2 separate regions of the Homo sapiens genome follow, and region 2 is linked to region 1. Evidence: chromatin contacts called from ENCODE Hi-C or POLR2A ChIA-PET data. All regions are on one chromosome and are shown on one strand. The core of a region is the stretch at or near the end of the contact, and the rest is flanking DNA. Distances in the headings are between cores, read along the strand shown. Region 1 holds the start of E2F1 (E2F transcription factor 1). Region 2 has its middle 71 kb from the start of CHMP4B.

Region 1 (6,677 bases), core at 891-3,390:
TTATGGAGAGGGGATGGGGAAGGGGGACAGGCAGACCTCAGGGCTGGGAATGCAGTGTAGGCCCAATTTGGTCACTGGTTGGCTTCACAGTTACTTTCTCCTGAAAGGGCCTCAGTTTTCCTATCCATACAGCAAGAGGCTTATGTGGTCTCTGTGGTCCCTTCTAGCTATGATACATTCTAGGATTTGCAATGAGTAATTTCAGAAACTACTCATTGGAGGGGAAAACAACTCCTGATTTCCTAAACCACCTCATAGTTTGTAAAACACTTTCCAATTCCTTATGCTTTTCATTCTCCTGGCAACCCTGGAAGGGGCCAGGGCAAGGTCTGTGTGCCCATTTGAAACTAAGGGTGAGAAGCATCCTCAGGAGCTGTGATTTGAGGCTGCACCACTCATTTTGATTATGCTGGTACACCAGTTTGCTTTCAAATGTGAGTATGCATAAAAATAACCTGGAAGCTTGGTGAGGTGGCAGTCACCTGGAGTACCAGCTATGCTGGAGGCTGAGGCGGGAGGATCTCTTGAGCCCAGGGGTTTGAGACTACCCTGGGCAACATAGTGAGACCTCGTCTATATAAAATAAATAGGAAAAAAAAAATAAGATACTGGCTTTTCTAATTCCCTAAGTGTCAAAAAAAAAAAAAGAAAAAGAATAACAAATATCACCTGGAAAGGGGACATGGCATTGTTAAAATGCAGATTCTTGGGCACCTAGAGATTTTAAATTGGCAGGGCCAGGGTGGGCCCAAAATTAGCAAGTGACCACGTGGTTCTGAAGCCAGTGGCCTAAGGACCACCCTTGCAGAACCGTGGTCTCCTTGTCACAGTCTAGGCAGCCTCTGGCTTAGCCTCTGTTTCTTTCATAACCTTTCTCAGCGCCTGCTCTGGGCCAGACCAGTGTTGGGAGGAGTCGCTACTGAGCTCCTAGATTGGCAGGGGAGGCAGATGGAGAAAAGGAGTGTGTGTGGTCAGCATTGGAGCAGAGGCAGCAGTGGGCAATAGAGGAAGTGAGTAAATCCTTGGGAGGGCTCCCTAGAAGTGATGTGTTTTCTTTTTTTGTTTTAGAGACAGGATCTCGCTCTGTCGCCCAGGCTGGTGTGCAGTGGCATGATCATAGCTCACTGCAGCCTCGACTTCTCGGGCTCAAGCAATCCTCCCACCTCAGCCTCCCAAGTAGCTGGGACTACGGGCACACGCCACCATGCCTGGCTAATTTTTGTATTTTTTGTAGAGATGGGTCTTCACCATGTTGATCAGGCTGGTCTCGAACTCCTGGGCTCATGCGATCCACCCCGCCAGCTGATTACAGGGATTCCGGTGGTGAGCCACCGCGCCCAGACGCCACTTCATCGTATTGTAAACGTCTGTTACCTTTCTGTTCCCCTGTCTACTGGACTGTGAGCTCCTTAGGGCCACGAATTGAGGATGGGGCACAGAGCAAGCTCTCCAAACGTTTGTTGAATGAGTGAGGGAATGAATGAGTTCAAGCAGATGCTATACGTTGGCTGTTGGAGATTTTGGCTAAAATGGGACTTGCAGGAAAGCCCGACGTCCCCCTCGCCATTTCCAGGCACCGCTCTTCAGCTTGGGCTCTGGGTGAGCGGGATAGGGCTGGGTGCAGGATTAGGATAATGTCATGGGTGAGGCAAGTTGAGGATGGAAGAGGTGGCTGATGGCTGGGCTGTGGAACTGATGATCCTGAAAAGAAGAGGGGACAGTCTCTGGAAATCTAAGCTGAGGCTGTTGGGGGCTACAGGTTGAGGGTCACGTGCAGAAGAGAGGCTCTGTTCTGAACCTGCACTATAGAAAGGTCAGTGGGATGCGGGAGCGTCGGGGCGGGGCGGGGCCTATGTTCCGGTGTCCCCACGCCTCCAGCAGGGGACGCCCGGGCTGGGGGCGGGGAGTCACACCGCGCCTGGTACCATCCGGACAAAGCCTGCGCGCGCCCCGCCCCGCCATTGGCCGTACCGCCCCGCGCCGCCGCCCCATCCCGCCCCTCGCCGCCGGGTCCGGCGCGTTAAAGCCAATAGGAACCGCCGCCGTTGTTCCCGTCACGGCCGGGGCAGCCAATTGTGGCGGCGCTCGGCGGCTCGTGGCTCTTTCGCGGCAAAAAGGATTTGGCGCGTAAAAGTGGCCGGGACTTTGCAGGCAGCGGCGGCCGGGGGCGGAGCGGGATCGAGCCCTCGCCGAGGCCTGCCGCCATGGGCCCGCGCCGCCGCCGCCGCCTGTCACCCGGGCCGCGCGGGCCGTGAGCGTCATGGCCTTGGCCGGGGCCCCTGCGGGCGGCCCATGCGCGCCGGCGCTGGAGGCCCTGCTCGGGGCCGGCGCGCTGCGGCTGCTCGACTCCTCGCAGATCGTCATCATCTCCGCCGCGCAGGACGCCAGCGCCCCGCCGGCTCCCACCGGCCCCGCGGCGCCCGCCGCCGGCCCCTGCGACCCTGACCTGCTGCTCTTCGCCACACCGCAGGCGCCCCGGCCCACACCCAGTGCGCCGCGGCCCGCGCTCGGCCGCCCGCCGGTACGGACCCCAGGGACGCCGCGCCGACAGCGCCGCCTGTGCCCCCCGCGCAGACCCGGGAGGGCGCCGTGTTTGGCCTGGAGGCGGCAGGGGGCGGGGGAGGGGTTGACTGAGGCGCCCAGGCTGGGCGGTGCAGAGCCGGGGTTGGGCCTCCGGGCCCCGCCCTGGGGTGCGGGGTGACCTCGGGCCGGTCCCTGTTTGCTGCTCTGTGCTCTGCGCCTCAGCTTCCTCACCGGAGCCTCCCCAGCGTCGGACTCAGTGATAATAATAGCCCACGTGTATTCAACTGGCGTTTACTGCATGCCAGGCCTTTGGGCGACTTCAAGCCAGCTAAAACTCACAACCCCGCTGTGAGCTGTGTTGTCACTGTGCCCATCTGACGGAGGAGGAACTGAGGCCCAGAGAGGGAAAGTGACTTGCCCCTGGTCACACGGCTGCAGGTGGTGGGGCTGGGATTTGAACTGAGGCCTGCTGGCTTCAGCTCAGAATTTGCATCTCGGTAGTGAGCACAGCTGCTAGGGGAAGTGAAGGCGGGGCGGAGGAAAGTCCTGGGGCCTAACCGTTGGTGAGCCATTGAGGAGACCCTCCTTCCTGCCTCGATGCTGACTGCCAGGTGCAGGCCTGGCCGGCCAGGCCTCTGGGGACAGCCCTCCTGGCTGGGAGGCCTTCTCTGCAGGGGCGGGGCAGCTGGACCAGCTGCTGATCCCCTCCCTCTGCCTGTCCTTCCATCTGCCACCCTCCACCCTCCCAGGCCCTGGTTGCCATGGAACCTCATTAATCAGGCAGGCCGACCCCTGAGTCTCTGTAGAAGGACTAGGTGGGCTGGGCCTCTGGGAGCTGGAGAGGAGGCCCCCAGTGCCAGGAGAGAAAATGTCTCAGGGAGATCCTTTAATAAAGCCCTCCCTGATCGCTGAGCTCAAGACGAATTCAGACTGGAGGGCCCAGAAGAGGCGGCTGAATTCCAGTGGGAGAAGGGATTGGAGGCGTAGAAGCCTGGAGCTGGGAACTGTGGGGCACAGGGCAGGGTGTGGAGACCAGTTTGACTGGCGCAGCCTATGGGTGAAGGTGGGGCTCTGGTGTGCAGGCGGGGTCTGGCCAGGCAGGATGGGGTCTCAGCAGGGAACTTGGAGCAAGTGGGAGGGGTGAGGCAGGACTCAGGACAAGGAGGTAGAAGCTGCCTAACTGCTGATGGGGGTGTGGGTGGCAGCTGGTCCCTGAGGCATCCTGAGGAGGCTCCCCCAACCCCCTTGGCCCCATGCCCAGTGCTGCCTTCCGGAATCACCACAATGCTAATAATAATAACAATAGCAGCCACCATTGTTTTGAGGATGTCTTGTGTGCCAGGCTCTGTGCCAAGCGCTTTACTTAATTAACTCATTTAACCCCATCAGCAGCAGTCCCTTTTTACAGATTGGGAAGCTGAGGCCTAGAGATGTTAGAATCTTCCCATGTCATTCTGCTCTTGAGTGGGGAGAGCAGTCTGCGTTTCCTCTGAGGTTGACCTCTGGGATGCCTTGCTTTCTGGGGATGCTGATACAGGTTGAAGAAAGGGCAAGAAGGGCTTTTAGGGGCCCTCCCTCTTAATGAGTGGGTGGGAGGGGGTTGTACCAGGGGTGGGCCAGGTGGCCTGTCTCCTGTACTCCAGGGGCCTGTTCCTGTGGGTACCACTTGGGACCTGGGCAAGCATCTTCCATTCAGCTGTGTGACAAGCATTATAGAAGGCTCAGGTCTGCGGAAATCTAACAACCTGAGGGTCTTGTCCTCAAAGATCTGAACAGGATTATGGGTTCTAGGATCAAAGGGAGGGACAGGGGCAAAGAAAAATGCCCTCCACTCCACCTGTCAGGGGCAGGCTCATTGGCCTGGGCATTCCATTCATTCAACAGTTGTTGAGTTAGTGAATGCCCAGGAGGCACTAGGCCCAGAGACAAGGAGCCCTGGCCCCCAGTGTACTTAAGGGCCAGGAGGCTGGCACCATTCTGGAACTGAAGTCCAGAAAGTCCACAGGTTTGGCTTTTGGCCTCTCTGCACTGGCATTTGTCTGGCACAGTCCTTGAAATAAGCTACAGGCTTAGCTTCTATACCAGCAGGCATTCTGTATACAAGGCTCTGCAATTCAGCCATTCCTCTTGGCCCTGCCTGTCCACTTCCACAAACTCAAGTATTATAACTATAATACATGTTTAATGTAGAAAACTTAACTTTTTTATTTATTTATTTATTTTTTTTTTGGAGACAGGGTCTCATTCTGTTACCCAGGCTGGAGTGCAGTGGCGTGATTGCGGCTCACTGCAACCTCTGCCTCCCAAGTTCAAGCTATTCTGTGCCTCAGCCTCCCGAGTAGCTGGGATTACAGGCGTGTACCACCATGCCCAGCCAATTTTTGTATTTTTAGTAGAGAGAGGGTCTTGCCATGTTGCCCAGGCTGGTCTTGAACTCCTGAGTTCAGACAATCTGACTGTCTCAGCCTCTCAAAGTGCTGGGATTACAGGTGTGAGTCACCATGCCCAGCTGAAAACTTAACTCTTAACTCTTTTTTTTTTTTTTTTTTTTGAGATGAAGTCTCGCTCTGTCACCTAGGTTGGAGTACAGTGGCGCCATCTCGGCTCACCGCAACCTCTACCTCCTGGGTTCAAGCGATTCTTCTGCCTCAGCCTCCCGAGTAGCTGGGACTACAGACGTGCACCACCATACCCGGCTAATTTTTGTATTTTTGGTAGAGATGAGGTTTCACCATATTGGTCAGGCTGGTCTTGAACTCCTGACCTCAAGTGATCTGCCCGCCTCGGCCTCCCAAAGTGCCAGGATTACAGGCGTGAGCCACTGCGCCTGGCCAAAAACTTAACTCTTAAGAAACTAGAAAGTTGACGGCAGGATCCCAGCCCTATTCATTTTTTTCCTTTTTTTCCCTAAGGCTATTTTTGTTTGTGGTGGTTGTGACAGTTTTTGTTTTTTAAAGTTTTAAAAATTGTAGTTTTTCCTGTATCATTCACACCATTCAGATATGGCACTGGTCTCCCACAGTCCTTCCAGAGGCTGCCCCGAAATGTATTCTATAATAATATAAACTGAACCAGAGAAAAGTTTCATGAGCTTTTTAATCCAAAAGGGATCATATAAATATATCGCCCTGTGACAGTGTTTTGCTTGTCTGTATGTGTGAGGGGATTCTTGTCAACCTGCCTCGGTCCTTGACAGCTGCGTGGTGTTCAAGGGGCTAAACAAAGCACAGCTTTCGTGACCCCCTTCATGGATGGGTGTTCGAGTCATCCAGATTTTTTCAGCAGTGAATGTCTTCACCCCTGCGTTTCGGGGCCCCTCTGCCAGTGTTTATCTAGGGAGAAGTGGCAGAAATGGCATCCACTCAAGCCTTTGTTTTAGGGCGTGGCACTGACCTGCCTTCAGGGGTGGACAAGGGTGGGGATCCCAGGGAGAAGGCAAGGGGTGCAGATGGCAGAAGCATGCTAGGGTTTGGGCCCCAGGGGCGAGTATGGAGGGGGATACATTCTGGCTGGGTTCTGGGGAGGTGGGGCACGTGGCGGGTATGAGTGTGGGCTCTGTACCAGCCAACTAGGGTGCAAGTCCTGGGTCCACCTCTCACTGTGTGGCCTCTCTCAGGTGGAGGCCATCATAGCACCTGCCAAAAGGTGGCCGGAGGGTTGCAGGGGAAGCAGTTGAGTACACAGTGCTTAGAGCACAACAGCTCTTCTTTCCCCTGGGTGCCTTCAAAAGTCAGTGAATGTGCACAAGAGGGAGTGGTTCATCAGCATGGGGGGGGTTCATTCAGCAAACATTTGTTGATGCCAGGCTCCATGGCAGACACTATAGATTCTCAAGTGATTCAGACACCTCTGAGGGTGAGATAGATACATCTGCAGAAATGTGTAGGGAGAGACAGAATGTGGCAAAAGGTTGGGTTTGAGGCAGTTCAGAGGGAGAAGAGGTGACACCTCCTAGCTGATGCGTAAGGTTTCTGCCCACAGAGGTAGAGGGAGCAGGCGTGAAGTGGGGAGGGTGGGAGGGATGCAAGGGCAGTCTAGATTTCTGGGAAAACGTGACTCGGGTTCCTCTAGAGAAGCAGTGGCAGATGAGAGTACAAAGGCAATGGGGAGCTGGAGGAAGGCCTTAAGCAGGGGCGGCGGCATGGTAAGGTTTG
Region 2 (6,031 bases), core at 1,009-3,508, 200 kb before region 1:
ATGTCCTCACACGGCCTTCCCTCTGTGCACCCTCATCCCTTGTGTTGCTTCCCCCTTTTAAAAAGGATACCAGGCCGGGCACAGTGGCTCACGCCTGTTATCCCAGCACTTTGGGAGGCCGAGATGGGTGGATCACGAGCTCAGGAGTTCAAGACCAGCCTGGCCAACATGGTGAAACCCTGTCTCTACCAAAAATACAAAAAAAAAATTAGCCGGGAGTGGTGGCACGTGCCTGTTAGTCCCAGCTACTCGGGAGACTGAGGCAGGAAAATTGCTTGAACCCCAGAGGCAGAGGTTGCAGTGAACCAAGATCGCATCACTGCACTCCAGCCTGGGAGACAGAGCAAGACTCTGTCTCAAAAACAAAACAAAACAAAACAAACAAACAAACAAACAAAAAGGACACCACTCAGATTGGATTAAGACCCAGCCCTACTGGCCTCATTTTAACTTATTCACCTCTTTAAAGACCTTATCTCCAAACACAGTGACATTCTGAGGTACTCGGGGTTAGGGCTTCAACCTATAAACTTTGGGAAGGACACAATTCATCCCATAACTGCTAAGAAAGTGGGGGTGTTTTTTTTTTTTTTTCAAAGATGGGATCTCACTATGTTGCCCAGGCTGGTCTTGAACTCCTGGCCTCAACTGATCTTCCTGCCTTGGGTTCCCAAAGTTGGCAGGGGTGAGTAGGATATTTTAGTCAAGGTGGTCAGGGAAGGCCTCTTGGAGGAAGTGTCATTTGAGCTGAGGTCTAATCAGGAGATCTGGGGAAAAGAGAGTCCAAGTAGAGGAAAGTATAAGAACAAAAGCCCTGAGGCAGGATCGAGTTTGAGGTCTCTGAGGAACAAGAAGGCCACACTGGCTGGACCTGAGGTTGGGGGTGATGGCAGGCAGGGACGGGGTCAGCAGGGCTTTGTAGGCCACGGGAAGGAGTTTGGATTTTATACAATCCTTCTCCTGCTTCACTAGAGGCCATGGGATGTGGTAAGAGGTGCTGGGACATAGTGATGAATCTGACTCATCTTCCCCATTGCCCCCCCACAGCTCTGACCCCTGCCCAGGTGCTCCCAGCCAGGCAGGCAGATAAGGAGAGGATTTAATCCACTGTGATCATTCCTGAGGCAGAGGAGGTAAGGGAGACCCTGAGGCCCAAAGTGCTAGCCCTGCCTGAACTAGTTAGGTTAGTGTCTCTGGCGGGGCTGCCAGACTCTTGATTTGAGATGAAGAAGCAGAAGCATATCCCAGGCAGAGAGACCTGTGTGGGCTAAAGCCTGGAGAAATGAAAGGGCTGCTGGTGAGCTCTGGTAGGTGGGAGATATGGGACAGGGCAGCAGCAGCACCTGCCACACAAACATCCACTACCTGGGAGCTGGCTAAGGAAATGATGGTCAAGCTGTACCAGAGAATGAAGCAGCCTTCTCTCTGCAGATACAAAAAGATCTCCAAGATGTATTAAGTGCAAAAATGAAAGTATAGAACCACGTTCCTGATAAGCTACCATTTGTATATAAAGCATGTGTGGGGGTGGTAAATATGACGACATATTTGTCCTATTTACATTTGCATAAAGAAACTGGAAGGATACACAAGGAACTAAGGCATGTGGCAGGTGATGGGGACTAGGCAGGTGAGGACGATGCAGGAGTTAGCCTTGTTTTACTGTGTGCCTTTTGAATTGTTTTTGTTTTTGTTTTTGTTTTGAGATGGAGTCTCACTCTGTCACCCAGGCTGGAGTGCAGTGGCATGTTGTCGGCTCACTTCAACCTCCACCTCCCAGATTCAAGTGATCCTGCTGCCTCAGCCTCCTGAGTAGCTGGAATTACAGGTGTGCACCATCACGCCCTGCTAAGTTTTATTTTTTTTAGTAGAGACAGGGTTTCACCATGTTGACCAGACTGGTCTCCTAACCTCAAGTGATCCACCCACCTTGGCGTCCCAAAGTGCTGGGATTATAGGCATGAGCCACCACACGCAGTCCTGAATGTAATTTTTGAAACCCATAATCATGAAACTCATTCTTAAAAATTGAAGAGCAAGAGTACAGAGGATGCGGCGCGGGAGCTGAGGTCACCAGGGCTGAGGTTGCTGTCATAGTATAAAAAGAGACATACTGCAACTGTGAGATTAACAAGAGCCATAGGACCCACTTAAGCATCTCACAGGCCGGACACCAGGTGTCACTTAGCAGTTGATACAGCCTGGCCCCAGGATTTCCAACCCTGGCCAGGGGATTTCCAGAAAACAAGACCACCTCAGCACAGATGCAACTTTCATAAACCTTGAAACAAAGCTTCCCCTTACAAGAATAGCTTAAACTTCTTTTTTGAAAGAAACACCTGGCGACTAACCTAGACTGAACCCAGGTCTAGGGAAGGGAGAAGGATCCCCCAAACTCTGAGGATGGTCTCTACACAGAGACCCTCCTGGTCAGCTGGTCCTCTGACCTCCTAAGTGTATCTGGCCCGTGTCATTGATGTCTGTCTCGTAACAGCACAGCCAAAATAAATCACTTGAGGCCGGGCACCATGGTTCATGCTTGTAACTCAGAACTTTGGGAGGCCAAGGGAGGAAGATGGGTTAAGGCCAGGAGTTCAAGACCAGCCTGGGCAACACAGCAAGATCCCATCTTTTTTTTTTTTAAGAAAAGGATAAACCGTTTGAGCATCAGGCAGTGTCTAAGACTCATCTTTGACACGAATCAAACCAAAGGAGAGAAATCGCTCGTGGGGAAGCTGGTCACCTAGGACCACCCGAACACAACAGCTGCTTATGATTTGGGCAGTAGGGAGCCATGGAAGGATTTAAAGGTAGGGAGGAGGTGTGTGACGTGATCAGACTTGTGAGCAGCCAGTGCGGAGAGTGGTTCACAGGGGGCAGCATGGAGGAGGCAGGTGTGACCATCCAGCTAGTGCCTGGCCTCTGATCTAGGGCAGAGACAAGGAGGTGGGGTGGGGAGCAGAGCGTTGGAGGGGGAAGGGACAGTAGAAGGCAGAGCTAACGAGGCTCCACTGCCAGGCAGGGATGCTAACCAGCTCCTTCCCCTCGGAAAAGAGGTGGATGTCAAATCTTGAGCCCCGCCCAGCCACACTGGCCCCTGATAAATCCCCTCTGGCCAGTCATTACTCTTCTCACGTGCAGCCCCCTAATTGCCCAGAGATGAAGTGTCTGAGGCTGCCCTCTTGCCATGGCAGACAAATGCCTGTTTGAGCAGAAGCCGGAGGGAACAGGACAGATGGGGTCCTGTTCAGCTTCCCTGCTCCCAGATCCCGGGCCTCGCTGCTCCTGTGGGCTTTGGGAAACCAACAAGGGTTTGTGTTTAATGAGGCTGCCTGCTCATCCATCACGCAAGGCCAGTGCCTTGACGACAGCAACCACCAAAGATGAGGGCCAGGCCAGGGTCCCTGAATCAGAGCAGGGTGAGGGTGGGGCAGGCTCAGTGCAATCGAATCCAGGCTGTGTAAATCACCACACCTCTCCAGGCTGTGATTTCCTCACCAAAATGGGGATCATGTTTTATGTGGCAGACATTGCATGTTAACAACTCTACACCCACTTGCTCTACTTCTTTAGGAGGAGAATCACATTTGTTTTCAGGATGGGGAGGAAAGGTACCACTGAAAAAACTCACTCTTCCCGCTTCCCTTGGAGCAGAGGCCACTATGTGGCAAGAGATAACACATAAGGCCGGGCGCGTTGGCTTGTGGCTGTAGTTTCAACACTTTTGTAGGCAGACGCAGGAGGATCGCTTGAGCTCAGGAGTTTGAGACCAGCCTGGGCAACATAGCGTGACCTGTCTCTACAAAAAAAAAAAAAAAAATTTCCGGGTGCGGTGGCTCATGCCTGTAATCTCAGCACTTTGGGAGGCCGAGGTCAGTAGATCACCTGAGGTCGGGAGTTCAAGACCAGCCTGACCAACATGGTGAAACCCTGTCTTTACTAAAAATACAAAATTAGCCGGGCGTGGTGGCACATACCTGTAATCCCAGCTACTCGGGAGGCTGAGGCAGGAGAATCGCTTGAACCCAAGAGGCAGAGGTTGCAGCAAGCTGAGATTTCACCATTGCACTCCAGCCTGGACAACAAGAGTGAAACTGTCTCAAAAAAAAAAAAAAAATTAAGTTAGCCAGGTGTGGTGGCACACACCTGTAGTCCCAGCTACTCAGGAGGCCGAGGTAGGAGGTTCACTTGAGCCTGGGAGGTTGAGGTTGCAGTGAGCTGTAATCACACCACTGCACTCCAGCCTGGGTGATGGAGTGAGACCCTGTCTCAAAACAAAGAAGCAAACAAAAGACAGAAGACATGGGGCATTTGGAGATGAGATGCCTGGAAGTGCAACAAGAGGGTTAAAGCCGCACCCCAAGGGTGCTAAAATGTGAAGATCAAAGGTGTCCAAGTCCCTGGCAGCTTCATGGAGCCACTAAGTCACCTGGGGCTGCCATATCCAGACTTCTGAATGGCACTGGGGTTTGAATGCCTCTGTGAGGACGAAAGACAAGGCTCCTGGCCCTGTGAGAGCCCTCCAGCTGAAACTAGGCTCCCTACATCAGGAAAAAGCTGGAAGTCAGCTGTTTCTTCTTGGGACTGGAAAAACTGCCCAATAACCTTGGGCTGCAGCCTAGAAGTGGGTGTCTTGCCCTGGGCCATAGAAAAAAAAAAGTCACCCAAGATAAACTGAAAAAACAAACAAAGCAAAAAGAAAGAGAGAAACTCAATAGGTGGGTTTGACAGTAGTCTGTCATATTCATTTACTGGCCCTGTCATAATAAAACAGTAGAGTGGCTTAAGCAACAGCAATCTATTAACTTTCAGTTCTGGAGGCTAGAAGTCCCAGATCAGGGTGCTGGTGTTTGGTTTTATCGGAGGTCTTGCTCTTTGGCTTGCAGACGGCCACCTCCTTGCTGTGTCCTCACATGGTCTCCCTTGCGCATGCTCATCCTTCCTGCCCCTTGGTGCATCCACATTTCCTCTTATAGGGACACCAGTCAGATTGCATTAGGGGCCACCCTGATAGCCTCATTTTAACTTAGTCACCTCTTCAAAGACCCTATCTCCAATATAATCACACTCAGAAGTATTGGGGGCTATAGAACACCTATCAGAGGTGTTCGCCCAGAATACAGCACAGAGAGAGATAAAGAAATGTGAAACATAAAGGGGAAGTTAAGATGGAGGATGAAATGAAATGATCCATTATATATCTAATAGGATGTACAACAGGAATAGGAATTCCAATAAGAGACAGTAAAGAGGATGTGGGAAAAGCAATAAAGGAAACTATAATAGGGGCCAGGCATGGCCCAGAACTTTGGGAGGCTGAGGCAGGCAGATCACTTGAGGTTAGGAGTTCGAGACCAGCCTGGCCAACATGATGAAACCCTGTCTTTACTAAAAAATACAAAAATTAGCCAGGTATGGTGGCGGGCACCTGTAATCCCCGCTACTCAGGAGGCTGAGACAGGAGGCGGAGGTTGCAGAGAGCTGAGATCACACCACTGCATTCCAACCTGGGTGACAGAGTGAGACTCTGTCTCAAAAAAATAAAATAAAATAAAATAAAATATAGTAAAATATAATATATAAGAATTTTTCAAATTGAAGAAAGCACTGTCTTCACAGAGAAAAGCCATAGTTCAGAGTGGGATAAAAATAAATCTAGGCTGAGTGCAGTGGCTCAAACATGTAATCTCAGCACTTTGGGAGGCCAAGGCAAGAGGATCACTTGAGTCCAGGAGTTCAAGACCAGCCTGGACAATATAGGGAGACTCTGTCTCTACAAATAATTTTAAAATTAGCTGGGTGTGGTGGCATGTGCCTGTGGTCCCAGCTACTTGGGAGGCTGAGGCAGGAGGATTACCCGAGTTCAGGAGGTCAAGGCTGCAGTGAACTATGATTATGCCACTGCGATCCAGTCTGGGTGACAGAGCCAGATCTTGTCTCAAAAATAAACAAATAAATAAAATCTACGCTTAGGCATGTCTAATTGCACTTGGACAACTTTAAGGGTAAAGAGAAAACTTTTGAAGCTGCC

The links. Hi-C counts contacts between places; a loop is a spot of excess contacts on that map. ChIA-PET counts read pairs that join two places held with the same protein, here RNA polymerase II (POLR2A). Pooled maps may share reads with other maps.
Region 2: a loop to region 1 is called in a map of OCI-LY7, with 5 times the contacts of the local background. The contact joins the enhancer-like site here to the promoter of E2F1 in region 1. A Hi-C loop is called at or near these places in 1 of 168 maps with a recorded cell type or tissue (OCI-LY7), 2 of 37 single-sample maps with no recorded cell type and 4 of 50 pooled maps. POLR2A ChIA-PET finds 5 or more read pairs at or near these places in 2 of 52 experiments (AG04450 and Panc1).

Annotation. Positions count from the first base shown.
Region 1 is chr20:33,681,848-33,688,524 of GRCh38, reverse strand. It overlaps E2F1 (E2F transcription factor 1), which reads left to right and starts at 2,140. Exons shown (of 7, transcript NM_005225.3): 1 at 2,140-2,521. The coding sequence starts at 2,261. RefSeq lists silencers at 1,801-2,300, 2,411-2,770.
Region 2 is chr20:33,879,503-33,885,533 of GRCh38, reverse strand. No RefSeq gene overlaps it. Among named protein-coding and RNA genes, the nearest start is that of CHMP4B, 71 kb to the right of the region's middle. RefSeq lists enhancers at 1,772-2,031, 2,212-2,331. Within about 2 kb of position 2,258, at least 2 of the 41 ENCODE cell types and tissues checked have a DNase peak (open chromatin) inside an H3K27ac peak, as active enhancers do; they include OCI-LY7, where a contact is called at or near this core.